2 separate regions of the Mus musculus genome follow, and region 2 is linked to region 1. Evidence: chromatin loops called from intact Hi-C (ENCODE). Cell type or tissue: left cerebral cortex. All regions are shown on one strand. Each heading gives the region's core, and the rest is flanking DNA. Links, peaks and the distances in the headings are about the cores only. Region 1 holds the start of Rpgr (retinitis pigmentosa GTPase regulator). Region 2 has its middle 110 kb from the start of Mid1ip1.

Region 1 (8,346 bases), core at 1-8,000:
TTCTGTGTTGAAGCACGTTACTTTGTCCTTCTATGTATGAGCTGACTCTGTTAAGTGTAAAAGTTCCTAACATTAGGCAGAAAATTTTATTAAACACAACTCTAGTAATAATTAGGTTTCTCTAAGAATTACTGTCTCCATTTAAGATTATAATACTAACCTGTAACAATAGCAGTATGTTCATCTCCACATGAAAGACATATGGGTATGTCATTTTTAAACCAGAATTTGCTAGGAATATTTTCGGCAAATTTAGTTTTTCCAAACGTAAACACAGCACCTGTATCTACAAATGTAAGACAGTTTTTACTTCACAACTTGAACCACGATGTCTGTTATTAAAACATTTCCAATTACACACATATAAATGCTTTCTTCCCTGACAGCTTTGAATCTGTCTAAACAGTTTAAACCTTCATTCTTTCACCTTAATTCAGTTCTAATTCTCAGACTTCATTTTAGTTTCATCTATGACATCTGTTAATTTGAATATGTGCTATTCCTTGAGTGATATGACGTAAATATATACAATGACAAGATAAGCATCATCCATTACTAATTGTTCTGCTGACACTCGATGGACAGCCAACTCCCGAATGAGCTGATATTTTTTAGACATAAAACTAGAAGTAAGAGAAAAAAATCAGACTTTTCAAATGTATCTTTCTGTGTTGAAGCACGTTACTTTGTCCTTCTATGTATGAGCTGACTCTGTTAAGTGTAAAAGTTCCTAACATTAGGCAGAAAAGAATTTTATTAAACACAACTCTACTCACTCTGGTTAAGACCCCACAGTCTGGTCCCTGACTAAGGACATTTTCCCCACACTCAGAACTGAAACAGTATCACATTTTTTCGTTAATACCACAGGAAATTCATGGGAAGGGTCTAAGTGAGTTTGGAATTTCTTTACCCCTTCCAAGGGATTGCCAGTGTTTGCATACAAGGGAGGGATGTTACTACAAATGCCAAACTCTTACTGACAATGCTTGCGACTGTCCATTAAAGCTAGGTGCAGGGCAGACATAAGCATATTATTACATACTGTTTCACTTGCACTATGGGAACCTATACAAGGCTTTAAAAGTCAATAGACCACAATCAGAGTATGAGCCCCAGCACCCATATAAGAATGAAAAGACTCCCAGAAATTTGGCACACACAGTGAGATAAGGGAGAGAGAAAATGTTTTAAAATGGGAGGGTAATCATGTATTCAAATTCCTAATCTAATACTTAATACAATACTCAATGGGTTACTTTACCCAACCTTAACTTCCTCCTTTAATCATTATGGTTATTTCTAAATGGTGTTTAAAATACCAATACACATTCTTATGCCTTGAATTTAACACAGGTACGAAAAGGTTTGTTGTACACAATCTATTTACAATATTGTAAACACAGGGTTGTATTCTCTCTTTTATAATAAGGAATCTAGTACAGAATCTGTAATCTCCAATGTATTAACTGATGGCTACCTCTGTAAAGTCCTATTACAAACATTGGAAATTACTGGTTTCTCAGAATCTTGCAATGAATAGAGGCCATATGGCAATTAATTATGCTCTACACAGCAATCTCTCTAATTGATTCGCTACCAAAATATTTATTGATAAGTATTTTATTTGCTCAACTGTATTACTGATAGTGTAGGTTTTCCTTGCTACTTATACCCATTGCACAAGACGTTCCTCTAGGAAATATCAGTTACACTGAAGTTTGTGCTAAGTTTCAAACAGAAAACTTCCCTTCTACACTATTTATCACTCTACCACCATTTTCACATCACTAGAATGCTGAGTAGGAAATCAAACACAGCTTTCAATACTTTCAGTGTGAAAGATAGCATATTACCCAGGTTTTACTACGGAAACACCTCGGGTATTCCTGTTCCCATTGAGAAGAAATGAGAGTTCAAGCTACGGATCAGTCCATGGGGATTGGAGATGGAGGCTGAGATTTGACATTCTTCAACTGCCATTGTCTGATCTGAGGAATATTCACAGACTTGGACCAGTATCATTTTCAAAAGACTAAATATCCATTAACATTTCCAAGTAACTATTTAAACACACACACACACACACACACACACCACTCAAATAGAAAGTCAGACCCAGTTTGGGGGAAATTTCCAGAGAAAGCATACTGAATGTAAATATTAATAATATATATCAATGTGCACGGGACTAAACCACTTGAGAACAAGCTTGAAGCAAGCCAGTTCGACTCAAGTCACTGAGCCTTGGGAGGCAAGGACCTCGAAATGATTCAAGGCTTCCCTACAAGGAATTATTTAACGGTGTTTACTCTGGCTCCCCAGAATCTCTCTTCAGACACTCCCCTAACCCAAAAACCAAGGTTGGGTGGTTCCTTTCTGTCCTCTGCCAACTAATGTCAAGCCTATTGTAACTATTTTCTTGCACCCTCACTAAGGTATGAGCTCCAAGTGGTGTAGAATCAAATTCTGTTTGAGCCAAGACCACAGCAGAAAGTGCAATACATATTTAAATGTCCAATTCTGCTCAAATATAGTGGTTATTTTTCATAATGCTAGTAACAGCCCATTAGAGTATATGCAAAAACCAGTTCAGTAGATTATGACCACCATTTTAGCTGAACAACTCTATAACTCTACGCTTATAATAAATGCTGCTCCAGGAAATGTCTACCTGGGCTACCCGGTACGGAAGCCGTACGGAGTCATAATTTTAAAAGACTTCACGACAGTCAGTCTTAAAAAAAAAAAAAAATTCACCGAAGGCCCTCCTCTCTTTATCCAGTTCGTTTCTTCCATTCTTTTTAACCTTTCACCCCGCATTCCACTCGTTACTGAATTCTGTACCTAACCGGGTCCTGGGGACATCCGCTTGCTCAAATGTTTAGAGACCCTGGGATGCTTCGCGAGAGAATAATGGCTGCCGCCGCCTCCAAGAAAAGCCATTATTTCAGCTTGCTAATAACACACACAGGGTCCCTCATGTCCCTGTCCCTTCCTCCAGCCCGACAAAGGGAATTTATTTATTCCCAAACGCAAATCTAAGGCGGTTGACTGAGGCTCAGGTTGCGGCCTGTACCACTACGGGGCCGGCTCGGAGGCGGGGCCTGGCCTGTCGCCCGCCCGCCCGCCCGCGGACCCTCCCTCCAGGCCAGCCGCCACGACTGGGGGCGCGCGACTCACCGGGCACCAGTGACTCAGATTCCGCCATGCCGAAGCCTGCGAACGGAATCTGTGCCTGCTTCGGAAAGATAGCAGGGGCGACTCGATTGAGCCTAAGGTGCTGCCCTACCCCCTGGGACCCCCATCGCGACCCTCTTGGCATAGACCACTACTGTGCTCCCGGAAGTCAACAAACAGACGCTAGGGGCAACGGAGGCGGAGCCTTGCGGGGCGGGGAGGGGCGAAAGGCTTTTGGAAGGAGGCTGGCGGAAGCTGTGTCAGTGAGGCGCAAGCGCAGATGCCATGGTCGCGGCGGTAAGCGACCGCACACCCTCTAGCGGTCGCGATTGGAAGCGGCCATGCTGCAGACTCTGGAGCGCATCTACTTCTGAAGGGATCCTGGCCATGCAGGGACCTAGAGGGGATATGGTGACAACATCATGTCTCACATAGCCCTAACTTCTGTGACTCATGCAAACGTCAACGCACAGCTTTGACAACACACTAGGACTAACAATCTGTAACACAGCAAGGTACTAGGCGGTTTACATCCCAAATGTCATTTGCAATCCTAGGAACAAAACAAATATACTCGATGCACACATTAGATCCTTATTGAATAAATGGTCGTAATAAATGTTATTACAATCATGCAAGTTGAATAATGCCATTCCTGTTTGCGGATATGCCAATTAAACATAGGAAGAGAAGCACAGTTCAGGTTGTTTAGCCTGAGGTCTAAACAGTCCGCCTGCATCTCCTATAAAACTAAAGGGCCAAGATCTATACAATTTCCTCTGAAATATTATATTTTTCTGGATAAACCTTGGTTTTCCACCCATAATAGTTGGCCACAATAAAATAAATAGGAAGAAAATCTTCCAGGATGAGTCCATTTGTATACCTGAGGTAGTTGGGTCTCAATCAAGCACAACTGAATTTAAGGCTCCCAGAATTCGAGAGTTATTACCTACACTTACTCAGGGCACTTTTATTAGGAAGGAAAGAGGGAATAGAATCCAATCACTTGTGTACAAACTAAAGTTGAGGATGAGATTCTAGTAAAGATGCTTAGCAAGGAGCACCGACCTGGGAACAGGGATTTAAGAAAGACAAAAGCTTGTCTGATGACGACAAAGTCAGGAAGGTCTGAAGCCAAAGAAACTGAATGAAATTAAAGAAGTCTGGACATAGTTAACTGTATGCAAAGACTGATAAAGTGATCAGTTCCTCCCAGGACCTTGCTGAGGCTGGTTCGAGGTGAGATGGCATGTCCACAGAATCGGACGCTTTATCCTAAAGACTATGGAAAGTCATGGAGGAGCTTTAAGCTCAGAAGTGATAGGAAAGGACCAGTTATGCATGTTCTTGAAGTGATTCTACCTGTTTGGGCTGCTTTTCTGACAAGCAGTTTGAGCACTGAGAGGCAATTCAAAGGCTATTACAGGTATTTAGGTACAAAAGTGGTCAGGCTGCCCGAAGTTCAGTATTTTGGCACACAGGAAATGGTGTCTAGTTGTCAACTCTTGGAAAATGCTGACCTATCATATAACTTACATCAGCAGAAAGGAACAAAAAAGGTAACTTAACTTATTTTGAGGAGAACTTAATACTCATGTCTAAAGGCTCATAACAATCATGATGAGAAAAATCAGAATATTTAAAGACTTTCTTTGCTTATCCTGTTATTTCATTGACTTCTAAAAATAAATTTCAGAGCATAAGTCAGTGCTGAGCACTTCCACGCTGGTTTCTCACATAAGTATCTAGGCAAGGGTGGTGCCGTTTACAGAGATGGGAAGTGCTATGCAAGGAGCAGAGGAGGTTAGAGTTAGGTCAGTAAGGTAATGGAAGAGATAGTGAGCTCAGCCCTTGAACACATAGGAAAGTCAGGTGGAGTTGCTGAGCACAGCAAGCAACTGATGCACAGAAGGTCCAGATGGAGCCAGACACTTATGGAACTCCTGGATCAACGCTATCATGGCAGTCTCGGGAACAGGTGAAAGAAGGAAAGGGAAGGACAAAGGAATCTAAGGTGAATCGTGAAGAATGCCGAAGTATGATATCCTAGCAATGGGTTATAAGGCTTAAAAGGTGATGAGAGAGAGAGAGAGAGAGAGAGAGAGAGAGAGAGAGAGACTGGAAAATACTGCACCAAACAAGAGTATAATCAAATTGTCCACATAATGTGTACAAATTAAATGACACCGAATTACCTTCTGAAGTTAGAAATATGGTGATCATTCTCTGTGTTATAAAAAGAGCGGTTTGCTGGGGCAATGGAAGAGGAAACAGTATTGGAGTAGGAAGTTGGAGACGCTGAGGGAAAAGCATCCCTTGAGCATCAGCATTCGAGACAGTAAGTGCAGAGGGACCCAGGAAGAGAGGAAGCAGCATTTGAGCCGGGAAGAGGGGTGAAAGGAGGGCTTCTGTTAAACTAAGCAATGTATGATACCACTGGGAGGTCCAATTGAATAGATGCGGAGAGAATCCTTCTTCAGAAAAGTAATAGAATAGAAATCCTGGAAGACAGCAAGGCCTTGCATCCAGAGAATATGGTGGAGACGCTGGCATTAGCTCAGACACACAGCTTTCTAGCAGAGAAGAAGAGAAGAATAAAATTCCCCTTACAATATAATATTGATACTTTTGATTCATCTAATATTTATAATCTAAGGGTGCCACACACACATACAGCTATGATGGCACCTTAGATCATTTATATTATATATTATCTGTTCATATGCTCTATCTCAGGAAATGTCTTAGACATCCGAGGTAATGAATGTCTAGCTTCTATCTTAGTGCCCAGAATACAGTAGCACTTAATACCAGTAGGTATTAGAAACAAGGCAAAGTTGGCTATGCTCACTGTACTGGAAGGCAAAGCCAGGCCATGTGTGCCACGATGGAAATAGCACTCAAATCTTGGCAACGGCTCAAAAGTGTCATTTTTATTCCTGCAGCATGCCTAGCAAGGCTCAGTGGTTTCAGCGGGTCCCATGGGCGCCTGGGATACTGATGGAAGTATAAGCATGCTTTAGCTGCATTGTAAGCGTGACCTCCTTGGTTACCTCATGAAGGCAACAGAATGAGGCTAGAAATTCTGTGTTTTAGATCAGAATAGATGTGTTTTTCCAGTTTTGTGTGCATTGCAAGGGGACTGGAAATTAAAGGAGAGCCACTGGCCCTTCAAAAACAATAAGGGCCTCTCCCACAATCCTGACAGTTGGAGAGCATGAAGTGTCTAAGTTGCAGCTTTCCAAACTGTCATTTGTACTATTTATCCTATGTTGTCATGAAACTGAATATGGAGGGCCACAAAATGTTTGCCAACAGTGGAAGGTTTTGGAACACATAATGACCAAAAGATAAATTTAGAATCAAATGTGTAATGAGCTGAGGGGTTTCTGGCCATCAATCACCTGTGTTGTCTCCTGTGACTTTCCTACAGCCTCACTCCTAAACACAGGACCTGTGCACTTTGAACTGTGTGTGCTCTCATAAACATGCAGTGTGAGCAAACTGCTGCTGTTCTTCAGCTTAGAGGTATTGTTATATGTTTGTTGTATATACAAGAACATGATGCTTTAATTAAAAAAACACGTTTTATATTTTCTTAGTGTCATTTCTTAGCTAGTAATCATCAAATTGTTATATGGATTATAGTGCCTTAGAATACTTGATTTTTAAAACTCACTATTTTAATTGCAGACTGAAATTTCATTTAAAAAAAGTCATTAAATGAAATTTGGTGTGGGATTAGGACAGATTTTTTTCCAAGAATTTTTCAAACAGTTTCAAGATATTTCTACTGTTTTTAATTGTATATTTATGCAAAATAGCATTCTTGGCATTGGTGATTCTAAAATCAAAACATTGATTAATTTTGAAAAAAAAAATGAAGATGCCATGTCCTGAAGTATGAACTATTAGGTCAAAAAGGAATTCTTTATGTAAAAATAAAAGAGCATGGCCGTTTTACTAGGATGGAAATTTGCATGCTTTTTTTAAATAAATGGTAAAAAAAAATCTCTGCTTTTAGGTATATTCATGTCACATATGTATTGTATTCCCTTCTGATGCACACACAGCCAAAAACTCAGATAATCCTTGGGAAATTGTGTTGGTTCTCATGAATTTTACATATCTGGGAAAAAAAAAGTAGAAGTCTTGGCTATTGACTGTATTACATCTAGCTGGGAGTAATTTCTGAGGATGTTTTTGTCAACTAAAAATAAAAGCATGTACGAATAAGAAAGACATTTGATGGGCTGTGTTTCCTCCCTGAACTTCATTTCTTATTTGCCAGCATTGAAGAAACTCTTCCAGGATTTGAATTTTGTGCCACATTACAATGCAACTGCCTTCACTGTTCCTCAAGTTGCAGGAACATAAGCAGGTGTGTCGGTACTTCAAAAAAAAAAAAATACGTTGGGAGATCCCTAAACAGCAGAGCTCACTGAGAGCTTCTGTACTGGCTAGTTTTTGGGTCAACTTGACACCGGCTGGAGTTATCACAGAGAAAGGAGCTTCAGTTGGGGAAATGCCTCCACGAGATCCAGCTGTAAGGCATTTTCTCAATTAGTGATCAAGGGGGAAAGGCCCCTTGTGGGTGGGACCATCTCTGGGTAGTCTTGGGTTCTATAAGAGAGCAGGCTGAGCAAGCCAGGGGAAGCAAGCCAGTAAAGAACATCCCTCCATGGCCTCTGCATCAGCTCCTGCTTTCTGACCTGCTTGAGTTCCAGTCCTGACTTCCTTGGTGATGAACAGCAATGTGGAAGTATAAGCTGAATAAACCCTTTCTTCCCCAACTGCTTCTTGGTCATGATGTTTGTGCAGGAATAGAAACCCTGCCTAAGACAGCTTCTAATGATATATTGGATTTTTGAAATGTTTTAATAATTAAATAAAATATTATAAGATAAAAAAAAAAACCCGAACCCACTGGAATTAGACAGAACCAAAAAACAAAAGGAAAAGAGCCCAAGAGCAGGCACAAGAAACAGAGACCCAGTTGTTCACACACTTAGGAATCCCATAGAAATACTAACCTGGAAGCCATAATGTATATGAAAAGGACCTGTGCAGGCCCTGCACATGCTACTTCAGTCTCTGTACATTCTTATATGATACCTCTAGCAGCTCTTTTATTATTCGGGATAGTTTTATCTATCTTGGACT
Region 2 (8,346 bases), core at 38-8,037, 390 kb after region 1:
TCCCTACATTGACACACAGAACTTAGCACTTTTGGGGGTTCTCAAATTCCTTTCTGAACAATGAATGAATGTACTCCAAAGCTTTAGCTGTGTGTCAGAAGCTTAAGTTCTCTTGTAGGGATCTATCTATCTATCTATCTGTCTATCTATCTATCCATCTATCTATCTATGCTTCAGTTCTTCCCCAAGTCTTATTTGTGTGGTGTTAACTCTAGAGTTCTGTAGTATTTGTCTTTGTGCCAAGTCCCCTTTCCTACTTAAGGAGCCATATCATTTTCTCCTGGGTATGTCATAGTTTTTCACATTGCCTTCACAATAAAGAGCTTCATGTCTTGAGCAATATTGGTGTGATCCAATCTGGACTTTTATGTAGACTTACAGTATATACCTGGATTTTACTTTTTAGATTTTGTTTCTTGAGTGAAGAAATATGGTAGGTTTTGCCCACTAACAGAATCTGATATGTGTAATATTGGCTAATGGACAAAAAGCGGATCAAAAAATTGACAAATGAACTCCTCGTGCAGCGGCTCTCTGCAGAAAAATAGATAACATATGCACAGAATTTTAAAAAGATTATTTGAAAACACTCAGAATTTAGACTGTGGGACATGTGAAGAAAGAATAGTGCATGTACCTTCAAGCAATGTTGATTAATTGCTGTATGTAGTGCAAATAGTGAAAGCTAGTAGACTTTCTGCTAGAATAATTCAGAATTGTACAGTTGACTGTAATAAGTCTAATACAATGTCATGTATGAGTAAAACTGCATTCATTATTGCTTTATATCGGCACACTGTATAATTTATCAGTTTCAAATAGCAGCTACTTATTATTACTATAGGTTTGGGGAAATCACCATCCCAGTATGGCTTAGCTAGAGGTTTCTGGCCCTAATAGGGAGGCCATGGGTTGGGACTTCCTGTGAAAACTCAACTTGAGGTGGGCACATCAGCTTCTCAGCCCAGTCACGTGTTGAAAGCCCTTGGTCCCTTGCCATGTGATTCTCTGCAGGGTTATTTTGCCCCTGAATGAACAATCAAGGCAAGAGTATTCGAGAAAGAAGCCAGAGTTTTCTATCATAACATCACTTCTGTGCTACCCATTTGTGAGCGGCCTTTGAATAAGTGTAGCTTGTGAAATGGGAAGAGGCTTATACACCGCTGTAGCTATTAGAAGATTACTCTTGCTGGACACCAGCCTGAGAGCCAACATACCACAATTATATTTTGTTTGCCTCCCCTTGGGACTTGCTGAAAACCTCACATACAGCCTAAGGTAATGACAGCTAAATTAAGCAAGCAGCATGTTTTACACTACCTTCAGACTCAAATTTTATGAATCTTAATGCTTTCTATTTCATTTATGATTAGCCAAGGCTTGTTTCAAACTCTCCTCAAATGGTCTCTTCAGAAATTATAAGTCCTGGTTAAAAAATATAATGCTTCAAGTTTCCAAAAATATCAACAGTGTTTTTCTATTGCCTTGGAATGGTTTCTAATTTCTGGATCTCTAGGTTCACTTCTTAAAAACATATAGTGATGATTTTAGTTTCGTGCCCCCATAGATATTATGACCATATAGCCCCCAAAAGAAATCATTAAAGGTAGATTCCTTTGTAGTTGATTTTAGCCTTTCCCCATGAGTTTTATTTCATTATCAATAGTGATTTTACATGATACACTCAAATAAATGTTGGGAGTCATTTTAACTGTCATAGCTTTGTGTACAGAGGCCACTGAGAAGCTGGTCAATGATGTCCAGAAGTACTCTCAAGAACAGTAAGGCTCATCTTTGACTTGAAGGAGTTTGTGACAGTTTCAGGTCTGTACAGGTTTGCATATATGACAGTGGGGCACATTAAGGAGGAATATCGTTTTCTTCTTTAAACGGGGAGTTCATGAGGATCAAACCTTGATCATCATCTCAATCCTCCCCTCCTGGGCAATTTTATCCGTCCAGGTTGCTTTAATCACCATACAGATGGCAGTGTCTTTCATTTTCGGTTATCCAACTCACAGTCTTGCAAATTGTAGATGTGTATAGTTTAGCTGCGAAAAAACACAACTCAGAAAGATACCCTGGACATCCAAAATGCTGATTCAGATGCAACTAACAGGATCTAATCCAGGCGAGGTTCATGTCAGTGTGATTTGAACTAAAAGAAATTAGAAGTTCAATAGATTTCCTTTATGGACTAATTCTGCAAGCAAATGTTATGTGCTAACCACTGTGGGACTACAGTGGTGACAAGACAGCCCAGGCCATTATCTATATGGAACTTATGTTTTAAGAGAAGATGACAAGGGACTGGAGAGCACTAGCTGCTCTTTCAGCAGTCAGGAGTTCAGTACCCAGCACCCACATGACAGCTCACAACTGCCAGTAACTCCAGTTCCAGGGGATCCAATACCATTACACAGACATACATGCAGGTGAATCACCAATGCATATATAATAAAAAGTGGAAATTTTTAAAAGAGAATAGAAAAGAGTGTATGCTTCAATAAGACTGGTGATAGGCACCAACAGTAAATGTGAAGGAGTGGCAGGTGAACTTTCACTTTCATTCACAAACCTGGACAAGCAAGCTGTTATCTCATCTGAGTTCATTGAAAAGTGGGCTGGAATCAGATAATATGTGCCTAGGGTTTGGGCTGAGACATTTTTGGCTACAAGAGAATATCAGTATTAAAGCTAGCTATTTACACTAACATAAACAAGACAAACACCTTCCCCAAATTTGGACCCTGAATGGGCTTCCATAAAGAAAGTAAATCAAGGATTAGACATCTTGCTACATAGAAGAATTACCTTCAGACAGAAAGGGATGAGTGTTCATGGGAGAATATTAACAAAGGAGGTACATGCTGTGATACTGCCGGATTAGCTTTGTGGAGTAGCCCTAGCCTTTCACCCTCGGAACAACAACAGATATGCTCTTTGTACACCCAAGGCTTTGCTGTAACGGAGGATTTAAAGAAAGGATGCCAATGGCCTTAAGAAAAGGTGTTCCTTTTTTTTTTTTCAGAACACTGAGCTAGATTGTGATGCTAATGAAAGAACTCAGAGCTACACAAATGTGATCTTTGATCAGCAGTGTGTGTGTCACCTGAGAGCCTGGTTAGACCAGCAAAATCTCAAGCCACACTCAGAGTCAGCATCTATTTTTTTTTGAAAGACTTTAGGGGATTCAGATTCACACAAAGTTGAGAAAGTGCTTATTTGGGATTTAGGCCACTGTTTTCCAAACTTAGCCCTACTTCCGAAATGACCTGAGAGTTGAGGAATAGGCTGGGCATTTTTTTAAGCTCCCCAGAGAATTCTGATGTGTAGCCAAGTTTGAGAACACTCTTATTTAGACCACAGATTGAGCCCTAATGTGATTGGAGTCTAAAAATATGGACCGTGTGGCTACACAAAGAACCAGATTTATAGTCTAAGTCTATCAGCTACAACCCTCTACCAATGAAGGAAAATAGCAGCCTGTCACCCCAGCCCCATCCTTTCACATGAAAGCTGGTAAGTAATGGAGAATGGCTATTCTGGTAACTGGGTGGGACAAGTGTCAAGGGCATTGAGAATTCCTTTCCAGCAGATGGAATCATTTATCAGCTGGATTAGACAGCAGCGATATCTCATTTATATGCAGTGATTTTTCCCCCTCTTCACTAGGGATTAACTCCACAGAAACACTTAGAAAAACTAGCCTGCCTGCTACCCACCCTATTCAGTTTAAATTTATTTGATGTAATTGTATGCAATAATTTATCTGTGAAATTCCTCCAGGGAAAGAAGCCACATGGATAGCTCGAGCTGCCGGAGACAGTAAATAGAAAGGTCTTCTGCATTCATTAAGTCATAAAGCAAACAGCAGAGGATTGGTGGACAAGAGAAACTAGTTACAGAACATTCATAAAAAGATACCTTTGGGTCTGGGCACCCTTCTTCCATGTCTGTCTCTCTCCCAGAAATGTGATTTGAACAATTAAATCTATATGAGTACTTTCAGGGTTTTAAATTAATATCAAATCATGGAAACACACAAGCCATACACTACTTTAAGAATTCTAATATATTAAATTCCCCATGGTCCTAAAGCTACATTAACTTAGATATTGTTAGAGGGAAGCACATGTGAAGTTTTATCTTGATGCTCAGAAGGCAGGCTGCAGTGAGCTTTTCATTATGAATCAAGCATGCGTGCTTGTAATAACAAGTGAAAACCGGTACTCTGAGAGTGGATGCTCTCCATGTTACAGATATGAGAGTACTAAAACCTCTGAGTGCTGTGGTCTTCCAAACTAATGTCCATGGTAGCTGAAAATGTGCTTACACTGTAACACTGAGATTTGCAATTCAGCTATGTATTTCATTGTATGTATGGTCACCATGGGAATACCCACCGCAAGTCTACCACTATACACAGGGTCCATGAATAAATGTAGCATAGCTGATCCACTGGAAACATGTTAATACAAGGAGTTGTATCCCCACCCACTTCCTCCACAACCTTAGCATTTTGTTCACACAGTCTGTGGCTCTTGTTTAAAGGTAAGTGTTGGGACTTTTCATACACAAAAGACTGCCAGTCAAAACCCCTACTCTTCTCTCTCAAATAACATGTATTCTATGAGAATATTTTCAATTAAGAGTTTGTAAAATGGGCCTGGAGAGATGGCCCCGTGGTTAAGAAACGTTCTTTCAGAGGACCCTAATTTGGTTCACAGCACCCAAGTGAGGGTGGCTCACAAAGCTCTGTAACTCGAGTTCTAGGGGATTCAAGTTTCCAATTCCCTTGGGTAGCTTCCATGGATGAACACAAACACACACACACACACACACACACACACACACACACACACATATTCCACAATTAAAATAAAATATTCTTTTAAAAATAAAACAAGAACTTATAAAAAAATAATGTTTCCCCAGTAACCTTAATTTTATTTAATGCCTTCTAGACAATGGATACAGCACAGAGTTCTTCTATGAAACTGAACTGGATGGACGATTTCCACCTTTTTGCCTTTCTGATTTTAGTCCCTTTATATCCTTGCTGTTGCAAGGAGTACATGCTTCTACGGGATCAAAGCTGGTGGTGTGGTAGAGGGGAGATGGTACACTATTGCTTTTGTATCACGGACAACAAAATTGTAGATGTTCATTATAAAAATTTGCATAAGCATTGATTCTTGAGTTCTCACATACTCCATGATCTTGAAGGAAAGGCCTGGGGACAGAAAGCAGAGGCTTGATGGTTCTGTTATATAAAGCACTTTCCACCAAAGCATGAGGACCACATTTTCGATCCCCAGCATCCATACAAAAAGTTGGGTGGACGTGGAGGCCTGCTTGTAATCCCGGTGCTCCAGAGGTAGAGGCAGAATTTCTGGGACAAGTTGGCTAGATAGACCAACCAAGTCAGTGAGCTTCAGACTCAATAAAAGAGCCTGTCTCAGAAAAGGAGTGATAAAGGACAATACCTAAAGTCAATCTCCAGCCTGCACATGAATGTGTGCCCACACACAAATGCAAAGAAAAAAATGGAAGACGTAAGAAGGGATGAAGAAAGAGGTACATAGATACAAAGTTAGGCTGTTTGGAGCCTTGTTCATATGTTACCATTAAAATAAATTGTAGGACAAATTTGAAAGCTTGAGTGTACTAAATGTCCTAAGCTAGGTTGTACTCAGCATGGGTAGAAAGAATGAAGCCAAACTCATCATGTTACCAAAGATGCCAGTGGAAAGTCCATTAGAAATAAGGGAAACAATCAATGAGAAAGTAGAATTTTGAAAAATTCCCACCACATAGCATAACATATACCATGTTCCAGGTCTGGAGTACCATATGTCCTCAGGAGCCTCAGGTGGATTAATGTCCAACTAGCAACTTTGAGGATGTAACTGTGCAAGTGGCCCATACTGTAGACTATTCCAGAGGCTGGGATGTTTCTCTGAGCCAAGAATATACCAAAGCCTGATTTCTAGCCCACAGGGAAATACGGTGATGAAGGCTGAGCTATTAGCCCAAGACTTAGTAAGTTGTTTCCGTTCTATCATCAAGTCTACCAAGGTACTTAGGAAAAGTCGTCTTTCAGCAGGAAAGCCCAAATGTGGCCCCAAAGCCCACCCTCCCAAGCCCATCCACAGCCTATCCTTTACATTTAAGCCAGCACACTACTAGTAATAGAAACGATCAAAAAGTACAGTTGAAAAACAGAGAAGAGGGATAACATATGAATAAATGTGGGACATAATCTGAAGATGAATCAGCTGCTGTAGATGCAGCCCTGAGGGGTTTGCATCCTCAAATTGGAAAGTAGTCATAACCAGGAAGCCCAAGTTCCCCAGCTTCCACTCCTTACCACAAGGTGATCTGCCTACAGAGAACAGGTAATCATGTTGATGACTATTGCACCTGGTCCAGGACACTGTTTCTCTATGTCTGGTTTAGCTGAAGGAAATCAAGCATTTCCTTTTTGCATTATAACAGTAAATCAGTTTTGTTCACTGACATATTTCGAAGATCTCCTAATGTCATTTATCCCATTCATATAGAAAAAAAACAGGGATTAATTTTAAAACATCCAAGGCCATTTTGGGACCATAAAGAACTAGGGTAGTTGTGGGGGAACTCTACACGGGCCCCAATGTGCCCTTGGGGGTTATAAAATAGTCAAGGTGTATTTTTCACTAAAACCTGCAGCAGGAATATTAATAGCAGCTTTATTTATAATAGCTTCACACTAGAATCAACTCAAGTATCCATTAATCGAAGAATGGATAACCAAACTATGCTCTATGAGTCAAACTCTACACATTAACAGAAAACAAACTTTCACACAATAATATGGATGAATATCTCAGGCAAAATATAAAGTGAAAGAATATACTAACAAGGATACTGTCCTATTAATAAGAAATTCAAGAGCAGATAAAGCTAAGCAATCCTCAGAAATTATGAGAGTCATTTCAAAGAGCCTGAAGAAGAAATTAGAACTACCATGCGATCCAACAATATCATTTCTCAGTATATATCCAGAGGAAATGAAAGGCATGTGTTAGACATACATCTATACTTTCATGCTCCTTGCAACACTACACATAAAACCAGGATATGGAAACCACATATGTGTCCATCAACAGATGGATTGATAAGAAAATGTGTGTATGTTGGAATATTAGGTCTTTTCAAGGAAAGAAATCCTAGTGTTCATGATAACATAGATGAACCTGGAAGGCATGATAAATGAAATAAGCCAGACAGTACATGGCAGCTCCTGATTGCATGGTTTCACTCTGCAGCTAGAGTTTAAAGAAAGAAAACTCAGTGGAAGTGTGGAAATAGAAGCATTTGACAGAAGGCAGGGGTTAGGGATTTTTTTGTTGTTGTTAAAAGAATAAGCTTCTTAGTAAGTTCTGATTGGTGAATGTACAGCATAGTCATTATAATTGATAACGTATACTTCAAACATGTTCAGAGAGTTGATCTTCATCTTCTCACATACACAAAAGGAGCTGAGGGGCTCCTCAAGTTAATACTTAACTTGACTGTGGTAACTAGTTCACAATGTGTGCATATATCAAAATAGCATACTGTATATCTCAAATATACATCTTCTATTGACCATTATGGCATCGTTAAGTAATAGATGGGGAGAAAGGATTTTAAGAATCCTCTCTTGAGAACTTTCCAGATTAAGTCCCCAGAAAGGTCCCTAACTCAATTTTCCCTAATGTCTAGGATTTTTTTAGGCCACTTTGCCTCATTCTTCTGCTCCTATGCCAAAATCCAGTGTTTAAATTACTCACAAGCAAGAAATAGAGTAACAGTTCTGAATTAAATGACAGTCAGCATGTAACAATGTCTCCGAAATATCCCCAGTGCAGTCCTCACTAACATTTATGTGCAGGGAGGAGAGCTGTTATGCATGTAACCAGAATGGCCAGGAGAGGAGCTAAGAGAGACACAAGTCTCAGCTTAGGGCCAAGAATTTTCTGAGATTTTCATCTACAAAATGAAGAGTGGAAATAGATGTTTCTGAATACATGAACTAATGATTCCTCACGTTCTTTGAGGGTTCACTGGTATTAAGACAATCAGAAACTAAGTGAGACCTCCCTGACCAGAAAGTAAGCACAATTCTATAGCCTGAGCCTCCACATATAGAGGTTCGTTTAATCAACATTTATATTTTTTTTCTGAGACTCCACATCCACAGGCACACAATTATGGGCAAGATTTCCAGTAAAGTACCTTTCTAGAGTGAAAGATATCTTTTGGGTATTATCTTTTCCATGAATCCCTGATAGAAAAGCACACAGTATGGAAGCATTC

Evidence for each region. Hi-C counts contacts between places; a loop is a spot of excess contacts. Peaks named below come from ENCODE experiments on the same cell type or tissue, not always from the same donor. Only the 100,000 strongest peaks of a DNase experiment are listed, where the experiment ranks them.
Region 2: a loop joins it to region 1, with 26 times the contacts of the local background. A loop is called at or near these places in 2 of 42 quality-filtered maps.

The regions. Positions count from the first base shown.
Region 1 is chrX:10,213,369-10,221,714 of GRCm38, forward strand. It overlaps Rpgr (retinitis pigmentosa GTPase regulator), which reads right to left and starts at 3,427. Exons shown (of 17, transcript NM_011285.2): 1 at 3,184-3,427; 2 at 161-286. The coding sequence starts at 3,325. In left cerebral cortex, for the core only: a CTCF peak has its summit at 3,506; DNase peaks (open chromatin) are centred at 2,344, 2,741, 2,869 and 3,406; H3K4me3 peaks cover 1,287 bases; H3K27ac peaks cover 979 bases.
Region 2 is chrX:10,600,602-10,608,947 of GRCm38, forward strand. No RefSeq gene overlaps it. Among named protein-coding and RNA genes, the nearest start is that of Mid1ip1, 110 kb to the right of the region's middle. In left cerebral cortex, for the core only: no CTCF peak of the experiment used is centred there; a DNase peak (open chromatin) is centred at 3,375.